Linked DNA regions of Homo sapiens: region 2 is linked to region 1. Evidence: chromatin contacts called from ENCODE Hi-C or POLR2A ChIA-PET data. All regions are on one chromosome and are shown on one strand. The core of a region is the stretch at or near the end of the contact, and the rest is flanking DNA. Distances in the headings are between cores, read along the strand shown. Region 1 holds the start of COX11 (cytochrome c oxidase copper chaperone COX11). Region 2 overlaps STXBP4 (syntaxin binding protein 4).

Region 1 (6,954 bases), core at 431-2,930:
AGACCAGCCTGAGCAACATAGGGAGACCTCGTCTCTACAAATTTAAATAAATAAACGTGCGCGCGCGCGCACACACACACACACACACACACACACACACGGAAAGAGTGAACTCCAGCTAAGAATACCAGTCATGGTGTTAAAAAAACAATTCCCAAACTTTCCTGCACGCTGGAATCACCTAAAACATACTTGACAATTACTGATGCCTGGTTCCCACTGTGGCCTTGTGATAAAATGGGTAATGTGTGTGGATTTTTAGAAGCTGTCCAGGTGATTCCCAATGTTGCTGTACAATGAATTTTGGGAGCCACTATCTTAAACACTTACTGAATCACTTGTGGCATGATTTTTAAACCGAAATTCCTGTCCCTACCCTAGACTTCCTAACCAGAATCTCTGGGGTAGGGGATCCCTGGAACGTGTATTTAACGTTAAGCTCCATAGGTGATCCTAATGGCCAGCCAAAGCTGCAAATTATTAGCTAAGAACAAAGGAGAAATCTCTAAAATACGTGAAACTTGTCTTTGCCTGTGGTTCTCAAAACTTGCCCTCAAAATCAACTACAGGACTTAACTAAAATATAGAGTGCTGGTCCCACTCCCCTTCTTCTCCCCGCCCCACCCCCCCACCCCGTGTTTCTGACTCAGTCCTGGAGTCGGGCCCTAGAATTTGCACTTTTAACAGGTTCCCGGGTGATGCTGATGCTGCCGGTCCTGGGCGCCACACTCCCAGAACCGTTGCAATGTACTTAACAGTTTCCAGGTTAAGTACATTACAGTTATATATTAACAGGGGTGGGGCGAGAGAGCCTCAAAGGCCTAATTCATGCCTCTTTGTACGGAGGAACTGCTAATCCCAGTTTAAGCCCAAGAAACACGAGTAGTCCAATTTCCAGAGTTACCCTTGGCACATAAACCACATGTGGTTTGCAGAGTGAATGTATGAATAATACATTTTAAAAGCGTGTGTGCGCAGGAGGGTAAGGCAGACTGCTAGATACCCGGTTAGAGGCTGCGGACCTTTTTTTTTTTTTTTGGCGAGGTGCAGTTCATAGATCAGGGGTTTCACTCTGCAGCATGGTATAAGCACAATCACTAAGAACTGGATGCTACTTGCAGTTTTGTCACCAATTTCTTTGGTGACTTTGGGTGTTAAGTGACTGTTTTGAACCTCTCTCCTCTTAGGTAGATAATATCGGAAACCTCTTCCACCTACGACCCGCAGAGCGAGGGCTTGTCCCGGGATTTGTCTTGCACCCCCACCTCTCGCGTCTGCGCCACCCTGCGGGCGGCGCCGGCCCCTACCTGGCAATAGAGCCGATAAAGGGGTACGGCAGCGTAGGACGCCCCCAGCATGCCCACGGCGACAGCGGCCACGTAAGTGAGGGTCGTCTTGTTCTGCCGCCGCCGCTCCTCCTCCTGCGCGCGTGTGAAAGGGTTCGAGCTCTTAGGCCGCCGCGGCGGCTGCAATGCTGGATGCCGGGCTCGAAGGCTGCAGCGCTTCCATGTCCCAAGCCACCTCAGTCCTCTCTCGGCACCTCCTGTCCCACTCCACTCTGGCCTAAGAAACGGCTCTACCCTCTCTGCAGCCCTGGTTGGAGACCCAGGGTGGATCCAGCGCCAGCCACAGAAAGGAACGCACCTCCATCCAGGACGCCAGAGCCCTCCCATAACCCTCTGAACTAACACCCACCCGCCTCTCAGGGACGAGAGGTCAAATCTCGCGAGGCGTGCTCCGTCTCGCGAGATCTGGGTTGAGCCTGCCGCTGCCTTGGCTACCAGGCTCCTCAGGTGGCAGCGCTTGCAGTCGGGCTACGGAGGCCGGGTTGCCAGATTACGGGTAAGTTTGCGTTTTGCTTTGTGACTGTTACTCCCACTTCGCTTCTCGCCAGAACGTCTCTTAACATTTAGGAAAATGCGTTTCGCCCGTCCGCGTGCAAGCTTGCCATCACTTGGGGTTGCGCCTGTGATCTTTATTTAAACTCCACCAGCCTTTGTCTCGACCCGGCAGCCCCGGCGACGCTCTCCCGCGGTCTTTTCTCCTGGGGTCCCTTGGCCGCTGGCTCCTGTGCTCACTGCCCTGGACTTAGTTCAAGTATCACCTCTCTCAGGAAGCCTTGCTGTGTTAACCGCAGCCCTCATGGGCACCCACGACACCTGCATTTTCTCAGCCCGTGGGCAGTCGGCTTCCCCTGCTCTGATGCCCCTTACAACTTGCCCAGTGGAAAGCACCACAGCTGGAGCAGGAGGGAGGCTGTCACGCTGAAGTTTGTTCTGGAGAGAGTGACCAGGATAGGAGGGCCATTTAAGGAGAGACTGAAAGAAACGAACCCCGTGGGAGGATGTAATAGCTTTCTTCAGTTGTCCCACAGGACGAACTCGAGGGGGGCAGACAGCATAGCGGATTTTACTGTGTTAGAAGGAAGCATCTTTCTAGAAACTATAAAATAGCAGTTAAGAGCTCAGGTTCTGAGGTTAGGGGGTTCTGGATTTTTACCCGGGTCCTCACCATGGCCCTGTGCCCTTAGGTCAGTTACTTGTCCTCTAAGACCTGGTGTCCTTACTTGTAAAATGGAAATCAGAACAGTAAATGAATAATATTCATATAACGTCTTTCATGATGACTGAGGCATAGTAAGAATGTAGTTAAAAGTTAGGCTGTATTTCTACTTGCTACGTGGCCATTTCTAATGGCCAGAGCAGGTATAATTATCCCCACTATGTGGATGAGGAACTTGGAGGCCTGAGAAATTTTAACTAGTCATTCGACATTTTATTTATTTATTGCCCTCTCAACTGTGGGCCTGACACCAATCGACCTGCTGGCACTATAGCACAGAACAAGTCGGGAGATCACTTCAGTGATGGAGTGTCCTTTCTGCTGAGGGACTCAGAAAATAATCAAGTAACAGTTACCGAAATAAGGGAATTTCAGATAACAATCAGTGCAGTGAAGACAATGTAATAACATAGTATGATTGACAGTCATGAGAAGCGGTAGTAAAGTAAGGACGTTTTGAAGAGGTGACATTTGAGTTTAGATCTGAACGATGATAAGGAGCTACCTACTCAATAACAATTCCAGGCCAAGCAAAGGCCCAGGGGAAGGAAAGAGATAGAATGATTGAAGAACAGAAAGAAGGCCACTGTGTTCCCAACATAGCAGAGTGGAAAGTGGTAGGAAATGGGGTCAGAACAGGTAACAAAGGCCTGGTAATACCAGCCTTTTAAGCCATGTCCAAGGGTTTGGATTTTATTCTAAAAGTAATAGGAAGCTATTGGAATGTTTGACACATACAAGTGATGTGATCTGACTCACATTTTTGAAAAGATATTGATTACTTTGTGGAGAATGGATTAAAGGTAGGGGGAGGAATGGAAGTAGAACAATTAGGAAGCAATTGCAGTAGTCCACATGAGTGATGATGGTCACCTTGAGTGAGTAATTGATTAACTTGTGGTCACAGGGCCAGAAAATTGCAGAACCAATAAAATATAAATACCTTCTGACTTCTTTCTATACTCTGGCATACTGTCTCAAAAATTTCAGGTCTCCATGATTCTACAAATTTATTCATATTGTGTGATGACAGTGTTTGAAAATCTTTTTCATCTGCATGCACCTTGGTTCTTGTACCAGATTCTCAGCTCTTCTAGGATGAGATTTCTCAAAGTTTAATTTTCTTACAGCATAGACTGAAATCCTTGATACCAACAGTACATTTCCACTCACCATTCTGTTTCTCCAGGCACCCCTTCTTTGTAGCTCCAGGTAGCAGTATAAATATATGTCAGTATACAGTCTTTGTCTTGGACTCCAGTATTTCATTTTTTGTATAATAATTGCAAAATGAAACTCTTATGTACAGTGATATTGATAGCAATGAAGTGGTGTTGGTCTTTGTAGCTTTCTACTTTAATAAAAGAAAATATGCATTGTATCTGATCTTAGTATGATAATGTGAAATGACAGTTCATGTTTATGAAATACTTCTGAATGACAACTAAATATTTTGGTTTTTTACTTATATTTTGAATGAAATGTGTAGAACATAATTTAGTTCAATGTCCAATTAACAAACATATTAAACAATTTAAAATATTTCTGCAACATAATAGTACTCAAATTTCTTGTATACCCTTCACCAAGATTAGAGAATGATAAAGATTCTTCAGTCTTTATCTGCATACTTACTTGTTTATTTCCTATTACAAGAACACTTTCTCCTTCCAAACCACAGAGCAGGCATCAAAATCAGTAAGTTAATATTTATCCAGTATTACCATATGTAGTCAGCTTGGACTACCAATAGCAAAATACCACAGACTGGTTGCTTAAACAACAGAAATACTTGTTTCTCAAAGTGCTGAAGGCTGGAAAGTCAAAGATCAATGTATCAACTGATTCACTTCCTGGTGAGGGGTCTCCCTGGCTTGTGACATCTACCATCTTGCTGTGGCCTTACATAGATTGGAGTAAATGAGCTCTTATGTCTCTTATAAGGACACCAATCCCATGAGATCAGGTTCCCACCCTTATGACCTCATTCAACCATAATTACTTCCTAATCCAAATACAGCTACATTGAGGGGTTAGGGCTTCAACATATGGATTTTGGGGGATATATATTAAATTCTTTACATCATGTTATTCATGGACTCTACATAAATTACCCCATTTGTCCCAATCATTTCCATTTTAGATCTAGGATTTAATCCAGGATTACTCGTTGATTTTAGTTGTCATGCCTCTTCAGTCTTCTTCAATCTGGAATAGTTGCCAGTCTTTTCTTGTCTTTTTCTTTCCTTTTTTATTTTTATTTTTATTTTTATTTTTGAGAGACAAGATCTTGCTGGGTTGCTCAGGCTGGTTTCAAACTCCTGGCCTTAGGTGGTCTTGGTCTCCCATAGTGCTGGGATTACAGGCATGAGCCACCGCACCCAGCCTTATCTTTCATGACTTTGACATTTTTGAGGAATACAGGCTGGTTACGTGATTAAATGTGCCTCAATATAGGTCTGTCTGATGTTTCCTCATGTTTGTGACCCCTTGACAGGAATATCTTAGAGGAGATGCTGTGCTTCAATCAGTGAGTCCTCTTAGGCATCACATGATCTCAATTTATTCCGTGGTTTCATGATGTTAACTTCTGTTTCTTTAAGATTGGGTCTGCCAGGTTTCTCTGTTACAAGGTGAATTAGCAAATATGTCACATTCATAAATTAATAGGCAATGTGTGTTTTGTGGGGAGAATCTTTGTGTTTTGTAGGGAGAAGCTTTGAGACTGTAAATATTCTGTTTCTCATCATATTTTCTCCTGCCAGATTTCTCCATTGATGCTTCTTGTTTGAATCTGTTATCACTGTGATGGATGCCAAATGACAATTTTCTAATGTTATCAGTCCTTCTAGATTTATTAGTTGGCATTTTACTGTAAGGTAGGGTTTTCCTTGCTATACCATATATTTCTTGTTTATTCGTTTACATCAATATAGACTCATGACTTCAAATTTTAATCAATTTATTACTATTATTTTTTAATTCTGATTTCAAATTTTCTTAGACTTAGCCAATAGAAGCCCCTTTATGACATGTTTCCATCATTCTTTCATCACTTCCTTATTTTCTGGCACTACAATGTGCCATGCTTATCTTGTATTTTCCTGACCTGCCTTGGAATCAGCCTTCTCTGCCACGAATTTTGGTTTCTTTAGTGGAAAGTGGCATTTAGAAAAAACTCTGAGCACTAGAAGTGTTCATTACTAGCCTCTCTCAGCAGAGACCCTAGAAAATTTTTGTGTATAAACAAGTGTGCATATGTGTGTTCAACAGCAGGAAATCTGGCTACCTTTATCTTCAGTGTATGTACTTACTTGCTCAATTCCCCCCATATGTAAGCAAATTACTGTGGCTGAAAGCTTGGCCCTAGAAAAGTGAATTCATCTCTGCCTGGTATGTCAGCCCAAAGCTGAGTATTAAATATGCTGCCCACTGGACACCATCCAAACACTCAGCAAGACAAAAGTGACGAGGAAGAAAGAAAGAGAAAAGTGTATTTAGGAAGTTCAGCTCCAGACATTTTAGAAAGGGTAGGAGGAAGGAGGAAAGGCCAGTTAGGAAGTTTGGTTCTAGACACATAGGCCCTTTCACCTACCCTTTTCCCAAGCTCAGCGCATGGATAGGGGAAGCAGGCTTAGAATGATGAGTTAACTTGTCCAAGCCTAATCGGTTGGGTAGTGGCAGAGCTGGAGTTTAAGCCTGGATTTTTTCTGACTCCTTACAACTTGCTATTTTTACTGCGTCTTGTAGAAAGCAGCTTTGCAACGGATGACAACAAAACAACAACAAAAACACTGAAGCCTTTCTTTTCTATATTAGGAAATATTTCTTTACTTTTGTCTCAGGTAAAAATCATCATTAACGTGGTTAGATGCCTATTTGTAAGATGGCATATTTGAAGTTATTTCTAAGCTAGAACAAACAGCTTAGACAGAGTTGAGCATAGTAGGATTGGGGTCAGAGACCGAGGTTATAACCTGGATACAAGGAGTTCTTATGATGATGAAAGGTCTGTCAATATGCATAGATACAATAACAATACAACATTGGGAGATGCTGAAATGAATATTTTTTTCTCTAAAGCTTTAAATGAATGCATAAGCCTGGGCTGCAATTTTTGTGAGTCTGAGTGTGCTTGTAATAATACATAAATTGTTACGATAACTAATGCCAAATAATGGATTATACCATGAATGGAATGAGAGCTCCTCAGGGCAGGGCTAATCCAACCCTGTTTTGTAGGTAGAGGTGTTAATTACACATTTTAAATATCAAGAGCTGGACTGACATTTCAGATTTGACACCTTTAATTTGCAACATTATTCTTCAGCAATAAACGTTAAACCTTGTAAACTCTTTCTGGTTAGCTATAATCATGTCCAATTTTATATA
Region 2 (7,088 bases), core at 4,413-6,912, 120 kb after region 1:
CTTGTTTTTGTCAGGTTTGTCAAAGATCAGATAGTTGTAGATATGCGGCGTTATTTCTGAGGGCTCTGTTCTGTTCCATTGATCTATATCTCTGTTTTGGTACCAGTATATAACCAAAGGACTATAAATCATGCTGCTATAAAGACACATGCACATGTATGTTTATTGCGGCATTATTCACAATAGCAAAGACTTGGAACCAACCCAAATGTCCAACAATGATAGACTGGATTAAGAAAATGTGGCACATACACACCATGGAATACTATGCAGCCATAAAAATGATGAGTTCGTGTCCTTTGTAGGGACATGGATGAAATTGGAAATCATCATTCTCAGTAAACTATCACAAGAACAAAAAACCAAACACCGCATATTCTCACTCATAGGTGGGAATTGAACAATGAGAACACATGGACACAGGAAGGGGAACATCACACTCTGGGGACTGTTGTGGGGTGGGTGGAGGGGGGAGGGATGGCAGTGGGAGATATACCTAATGCTAGATGACGAGTTAGTGGGTGCAGCGCACCAGCAAGGCACATGTATACATATGTAACTAACCTGCATATTGTGCACATGTACCCTAAAACTTAAAGTATAATAAAAAAAAAGTGATACATTAGTATAAGTTAAATACAAGTTAATTTAGTTGGGATGGCTCAATAATCATTATTACAAGTACCCATTAATATATGGCATATTAGTAGATTAGTGTGTTAGATTTTGGTTGTTTTTCTGTCTCTTCCCTAATGTCACCCTACCTGCTAGTTGTCTTTCTGCTTGCTTCTAACATTCCACCATCCCTCTAGTTTGCCACTTTTAATCTTCCCTATGCTGGGGAATAGATGAAAAAAGAATGAGAAAGAGAGAAAGAAAGATGTAAAGTTCCATGTTAATTAACTATCAAAATGATGTTTTCAGTACAGTTCTGGGTAATAGATGGCTTGGCTTGGTATGGGGTAACATTCAAAGACCCTCTGGGGTAAGTTCTGATTTCACAACTGTGTTATGGAGGATTGGAAACTATGCCACTCATAGTGTCTACTCAGTTTTCCCAATAAATATATACTTAAAAATTTGTATAACCTAATACATTTGTAAAAATCAAATTATATATCAAAAACTCCTAAGAGCTAATTATGTGAAGAAATTCTGTGGGTTTTAGGAGGAATGAAAATAATCACTCGTAATGTGTTATGTGTAAGTTCAGAATTTTATATATCAGACATTTTTATGTTGGGGTGGCAACAGTGGAGGGAAACACCTGCACAGACATAGCCCAGTGAACACTGCCATCATTAATTTTCATTATCTTGCTAACATTAACTTCAGTATCTGTCAAACATGATTATTCAAAGAATATATTCGAAATTCTGCAGAACTTATTTGGAAGAAAAGTAAAAAATTTCATCAGCACTTTTTTTTCCCCAATGATACTCAGTAATTTCCAGGCTGGTTATAAATTAATTATGCAATCAGGTTTTTTATATTTTATTTAAATTTTATTTTCAATTGACAAGTAATAATTGTATGTATGCATGGGGTACATAGTGATATTTTGATACACATAATATACAATAGTCAGATAAGAGTAACTAGCATATCTATCATCTCAAACATTGATCATTTCCTTTGGTTGGGAACATTCAATATCCTCCTTCTAGCTATTTCAAACTATATAGTACATTATTGTTAACTATACTCATCCTGCACTAGTATAGAACACTAGAACTTATTCCTTCTATCTAGCTGTAATTTTTTATCCTTTAACAAATCTCTCCCTATCCCCCTGTTCTCCGTGTCCTTCCAGTCTCTAGTACCCTCTGTTCTACTTTTTACTTCCGTGAGATCAACTTTTTTATTCGTATATGGAGACACGCACACATACCACATTTTCCTTATCCATTCGTCTGTTGTTGCACACTAAGGTTGATTCCATATCTTGGCTATTGTGAATAGTGCTGCAATACACATGGCAGGATGTCTCTTCAATATGCTGACTTTCTTTTCTTTGGATAAATGCCCAGTAGTAGGATTGCTGACTCATATTGTAGTTCTATTTTTGTTTTTTGAGGAACCTTTATACTGATCTCCATAGTGGCTTTACTAGTTTACATTCCCACCAGTGGTGTACAAGGGTTCCCTTTTCTCTGCATCTTCTCCAGCATTTACTTTCTGTGTTTTTGATAATAGTCATCTTAACTAGGGTGAGATGGTAACTCATTGTGGATTTGATTTGCATTTCCCTGACGATTAGTGATGTTGAGCATTTTTCATCTATTTGCTGGCCATTTGTATGTCTTCTTTTGGGAAATGTCTGTTCAGATCATTTGCTCACTTTTTAAATCAGATTGATTGGTTTTTTGCTGTTGGTTTTCTGCTAGTAGTTTGAGTTCCTTGTGTATTCTGAATATTAATTCCCTGTCAGAAGAGTAGTTTGCAAATATTGTCTCCAATTCTATAGGTTGTCTTTTCACTCTTGATTGTTACCTTTGCTGTGCAGAAGGTCTTTAGTTTGATATAATCTCATTTGTTTATTTTGCTTTTGTTGCCTGTGCTTTTGAGGTCTCATTCATAAAATCTTTTCCCAGACCATTGTCTTGAAGTGTTTCCCCTATTTTTTTCTCCTAGTAGTTTTATATTCAGATCTTACATTTAGGTCTTTGCTTCATTTTGAGTTGATTTTTGTATAGGGTCATTCATCTGCATATGGATATCCAGTTTTTCCAGTACCGTTTGTTGAAGAGACTATCCTTTCCCAATGCTTTTGGCACCTTTGTCAAAAATCAGTTGGCTGTAAATATGTGGATTAATTTCTGGGTTGTCTATTCTGTTTCATTGGTCTGTGTGATTTTAGGCCGGTCCCATGCTGTTTTGGTTACTGCAGCTTTGTAGTATATTTTGAAGTCTGGTAGTGTGATGTTTCCAGCTTTGTTGTTTTTGCTCAGGTTTGCTTTGGCTCTTCAGGGTCTCTTGTGGTTCCATTAAAATTTTAGAATTTTTTTCTGTTTCCGTGAAGAATGTCATTGGTATTTTGATGGGTATTATATTGAATGTGTAGATTGCTTTGGGTAGTATTGTTATTTTAACAGTACTATTAATAATTATTCTGATCTGTGAGCATGGGATATCCTTCCATTTGTTTATAGCCTCTTCAGTTTCTTCCATGAGCATTTTGTAGTTTTCCCATGAGCATTTTATAGTTTTCCTTATAGAGGTATTACCTCTTGCAAGGGTTATGCTTTGATGTTTAAAACTAGCAAATCTATGTTGTCCTTTTATTTAGAAATATAATTGCTAATGTTGGCACATTTTGCCAGTACTTTTTATAAATTTGTATGACATAGCTTTTCAAGTTTAATAATTCAGATTAAATTCAGCTGATTTTCTTTCTCTTTAAGCAGCAGCTTTTTCTGCATGGAAAACAAAATTACTACCATGAGGTAGATAATTCAGCCACAACCCCTCCCTCATTTTCTTTCTTTGCCTTGGCTATCTGGTTATTTCAAGTTACAATTTGAAATTTTTACTTGGGTAATTGCCTCTACTTTCTTCTTAATATAAGTGTTCTCTAGGATGTTATACTATGGGATTTTCTCAGAAAGCTGAAGGATAAGATTTATTGGCTCTTACAGCTTAAAACCAGGCTCTAAGGAATATCTAGAAGACAATTCTGTTGCCCGGGCTGGAGTACAATGATGTGATCCTGGCTCACCACAAACTCCGCCTCCCAGGTTCAAGCAATTCTCCTTGCCTCAGCCTCCTGAGTAGCTGGGATTACAGGTGCCTGCCACCACACCTGGCTAATTTTTGTATTTTTAGTAGAGACAGGTTTTCACCATGTTGGTCAGGCTGGTCTCAAACTCCTGACCTCAGGTAATCCACCTGCCTCAGCCTCCCAAAGTGCTGGGATTACAGGCGTGAGCCACCGTGCCAGGCCTAGAAGACAATTCTAAAGCTTTCCTGGATTGTGGACTCCATTGAAATCTGATGAAAATCTTCTTCCCAGAAATGTGAGATTATACACATTTTGGATCCATTTTCAGAGTATTTATGAACCCCGACCTAGGACTCTCCCATGTATAAGGAACATGAATGCTTTCCACATCATTGCATACATGGCCATCCCAGCCTCACCAGAATACCTCTAACAGTAGAGAAGTGTGTAAATCATAGAGGCAGCCTGGAAGGAAGCAGCAGTTTGAATACATGTAAACAATGCTCCACAGAATCTCTGATGTTCCTTAGAGATGCTCCACAGAGCACCCCAATTGTTCATCCAATTTCATTGGCCAAATTGCTTAATTTCTAGGTCTGTTTTTGCATATAAAAAGTGGATCTCATAATATCAAAGTGGCAGGATTGAAAGATTAAATGTAGTACATATGAAATTCCCAAAAGAGCCTCTGGTAGGGTAAGATGTTCCCTGTATGGATGTTGTTGTTGTTGTTGCTGCTGCTGCCACTGCCATGACTACTGCTGGTGCCACATTATTGTTATTTAAAGTAATTAATTTAATTTTACTTTCTCGCTGTGGTAGGTATTAAATTATTATTGTCTAAAGCTTCTTTCAACTTGGATACATTTGAAAATATGGTAGATGAGAGCTTTTCATAATATGTATCATTTAATGTTATTATTGATGTTGTGTTAGAATGTAATTGTCACCGGAAACTGTGGCTAAATGTCTTAATCAGCATCTTATCTTTCAGTTGTTTATTGCTAACTGTGAGGAAACTTTTGTCTGTTCTGTCATTATTCACAGTGAAAACAGTCTGAAAACAGAATAGGCATTTTTAATCAGTATTGGAACCCCTGGAGATGCTTCTATTGATCTCCTTATATTTACATGTTCTATATCATTATAATGCCTTTGTGTAGTTTCTATTTGAAATAAAATAGTTTTGAACTACATGTTCAGAACTGCAATTTCTGTTTAACTGACATATAGATTGACAAAATGATTATGTAACAAAAGCATAAAGAGGCAGTTCTATCTTTAGAAATGCATAATAAGAAAAAATCTGGCCAGGTAACCCATATGAGGTCTTTAATAAAAAGAGAATATATTGACTTCTTGTTAAATTGACAGCATAAGCACAGGCCTTTAACTACCTTCCTTCAGGCCTCATGGAAATGATAACTAGAATACAAAATAGGGCAAAAATCTTCAAAAGCACTAGCTGTTACAGGTGAATCCTAAAATCTTTTTAATATAGGAGAGATAGGACCACATGGATGGAAAGCAGGAAGGGCCAACCTGTTACTCCCACTGCTAAACAACAGTAACGATTGTGGGAATAACTGACTGGCAGGAACCCTGGCAGGAGGACACTCTTAATATGTTCTGATTTGAAGGAGTAATGAATAAAGTCAAAGACAGGCTGGGGGTAGGGGGCAGACGATCTCTTTTCACTCTTTTTTATCTTAGTGAGTCAGTGGCATTTGTTGAAATCCTCAGGTTCACACAGATTATTTGTCAAGCAGAAGGACAACTGGGGCTTGATCCTTTAGAAAGTGGAGACACACTTTAGATCTGACAGACACTGGGGCATACAGGAAGCTTTAAATGTAAGAGGAGTTGGCACGACAGCTTCAGCACCAAAAGCCACATCACTCTGCGCAGCCACCTCTTGTTCTAAGTCACTTTTCACCCCACTCAGACTGCTGAGTCATCCTTAAACTCACAATGCAAAGGTACATTTCACCCAGAGGTTTGAGAGGGTAATTCCAACAACAATTTGGTCAAATTTTAGGGCAATCAAAGGGTCTACACATTCTTTAAAAGGTCAAAAACCAGTTCTGAGTAGAGAGCTCTCTAAATTCAAGCTTTTATGAATAAAAATGTATAACATATATAATGTGTATATATACACACACATCTCATTCAGGCTATTCTAGCTCTTATAAACAAATGCATACATATACATATAAATATATGATTGTGAAAAGGTCCACAAATAAAGCCAGGAAATACAGCTCTCAAGATTCATAGTGGACTTCAGGATCAAGATAGAAGAGGGATCTCATGCTAAAACCTTCCCATTCTGCTCTTACACATAGAAATGACATTTTAAATTGTGTGTGTGTGTGTGTGTCTGTGTGTGTGTGTGTGTGTGTGTGTGTGTGTGTGTGTGTTTAGATAAAAAACAAGAAAGGAATATCACCCTGCATCAGAAACAATATGAAACTATCATGATAAGTAGGATTTTAAGCTTCAGAGATTTCACAGAATTGAGATCAGCAATTGGAGCTAAGGTTTCTACACCCAAGAGGCCCTAAATGATGCCTAAGCAAAGGAAGCAAGGAGCGGGAATCCTTCTGTAGAGAATATACTTTATTTTCTTAAATTGCTCATGTATTAGGCATTTTAAAAAATCCCTCCAGTTTATGAGCCATCTGGGCCTGCCACTAATTAAAGTTGAAAGTAAACATTTCATCCACTACAGGTGGGGAATATAAATTGGCATGACATCCTTGGGAATCCGTTTTGCAGTATATATCAAGAGCTTTTTAAATATCCATTTGGAAGGTTTTTTTGAAAGTTAAAATGTTTTTAATGGTCATATATTCTCACTCAATAATCCCACCTGTTACTATTTTTTTTGCAAAAAAGATGTGTATAAGTATATACATGTATTTTTATTACTGCATTTCTTATACAGATTGAACATCCCAAATCTGAAATCCCAAATTTGAAATGCCCCAAAATCCAAAACTTTTGAGTGCAGATATGGCCCCAGAAGTGGAAAATTTCACACCTGACCTCATGTGATGGGTGGTAGTCAAAACACAGGAGCATAACACAGTTTATTCAGCGTCCCCAAGAGAAAAAAAACTAACAAAACAAAACAAAACACCCTCCCAGCCCACTTCAGCTTTGATATATTTTTTTCTGAGCAAGCATGATGGTGATGCCAAACAACCACAGATTGTCCACATGGGTGACCAGAATAGTGACACCTTTACTTTCTGATGGTTCAATGATCACAAGTTTGGTTCACGCACAGAATTGTGACCAGAATAGTGACACCTTTACTTTCTGATGGTTCAATGATCACAAATTTGGTTCACGCACAGAATTG

The links. A loop is a pair of places that touch in the nucleus more often than their neighbours do. ChIA-PET counts read pairs that join two places held with the same protein, here RNA polymerase II (POLR2A). Pooled maps may share reads with other maps.
Region 2: a loop to region 1 is called in a pooled map, with 9 times the contacts of the local background. The contact joins the enhancer-like site here to the promoter of COX11 in region 1. A Hi-C loop is called at or near these places in 2 of 37 single-sample maps with no recorded cell type and 10 of 50 pooled maps. POLR2A ChIA-PET finds 5 or more read pairs at or near these places in 2 of 52 experiments (GM10248 and GM12878).

The regions. Positions count from the first base shown.
Region 1 is chr17:54,966,974-54,973,927 of GRCh38, forward strand. It overlaps COX11 (cytochrome c oxidase copper chaperone COX11), which reads right to left and starts at 1,681. Exons shown (of 4, transcript NM_004375.5): 1 at 1,308-1,681. The coding sequence starts at 1,673. STXBP4 (syntaxin binding protein 4) reads left to right here and starts at 1,792. Exons shown (of 18, transcript NM_178509.6): 1 at 1,792-1,842. RefSeq lists enhancers at 751-1,700, 1,550-1,609, 1,620-1,699, 1,701-2,649, 1,880-1,979 and 1 more.
Region 2 is chr17:55,084,754-55,091,841 of GRCh38, forward strand. The region is part of intron 16 of STXBP4 (syntaxin binding protein 4); the gene reads left to right. LOC107985002 (a long non-coding RNA gene) reads left to right here. Exons shown (of 2, transcript XR_001752943.2): 1 at 1-7,088. Among named protein-coding and RNA genes, the nearest start is that of STXBP4, 120 kb to the left of the region's middle. RefSeq lists an enhancer at 5,391-5,490. Within about 2 kb of position 5,663, at least 3 of the 41 ENCODE cell types and tissues checked have a DNase peak (open chromatin) inside an H3K27ac peak, as active enhancers do.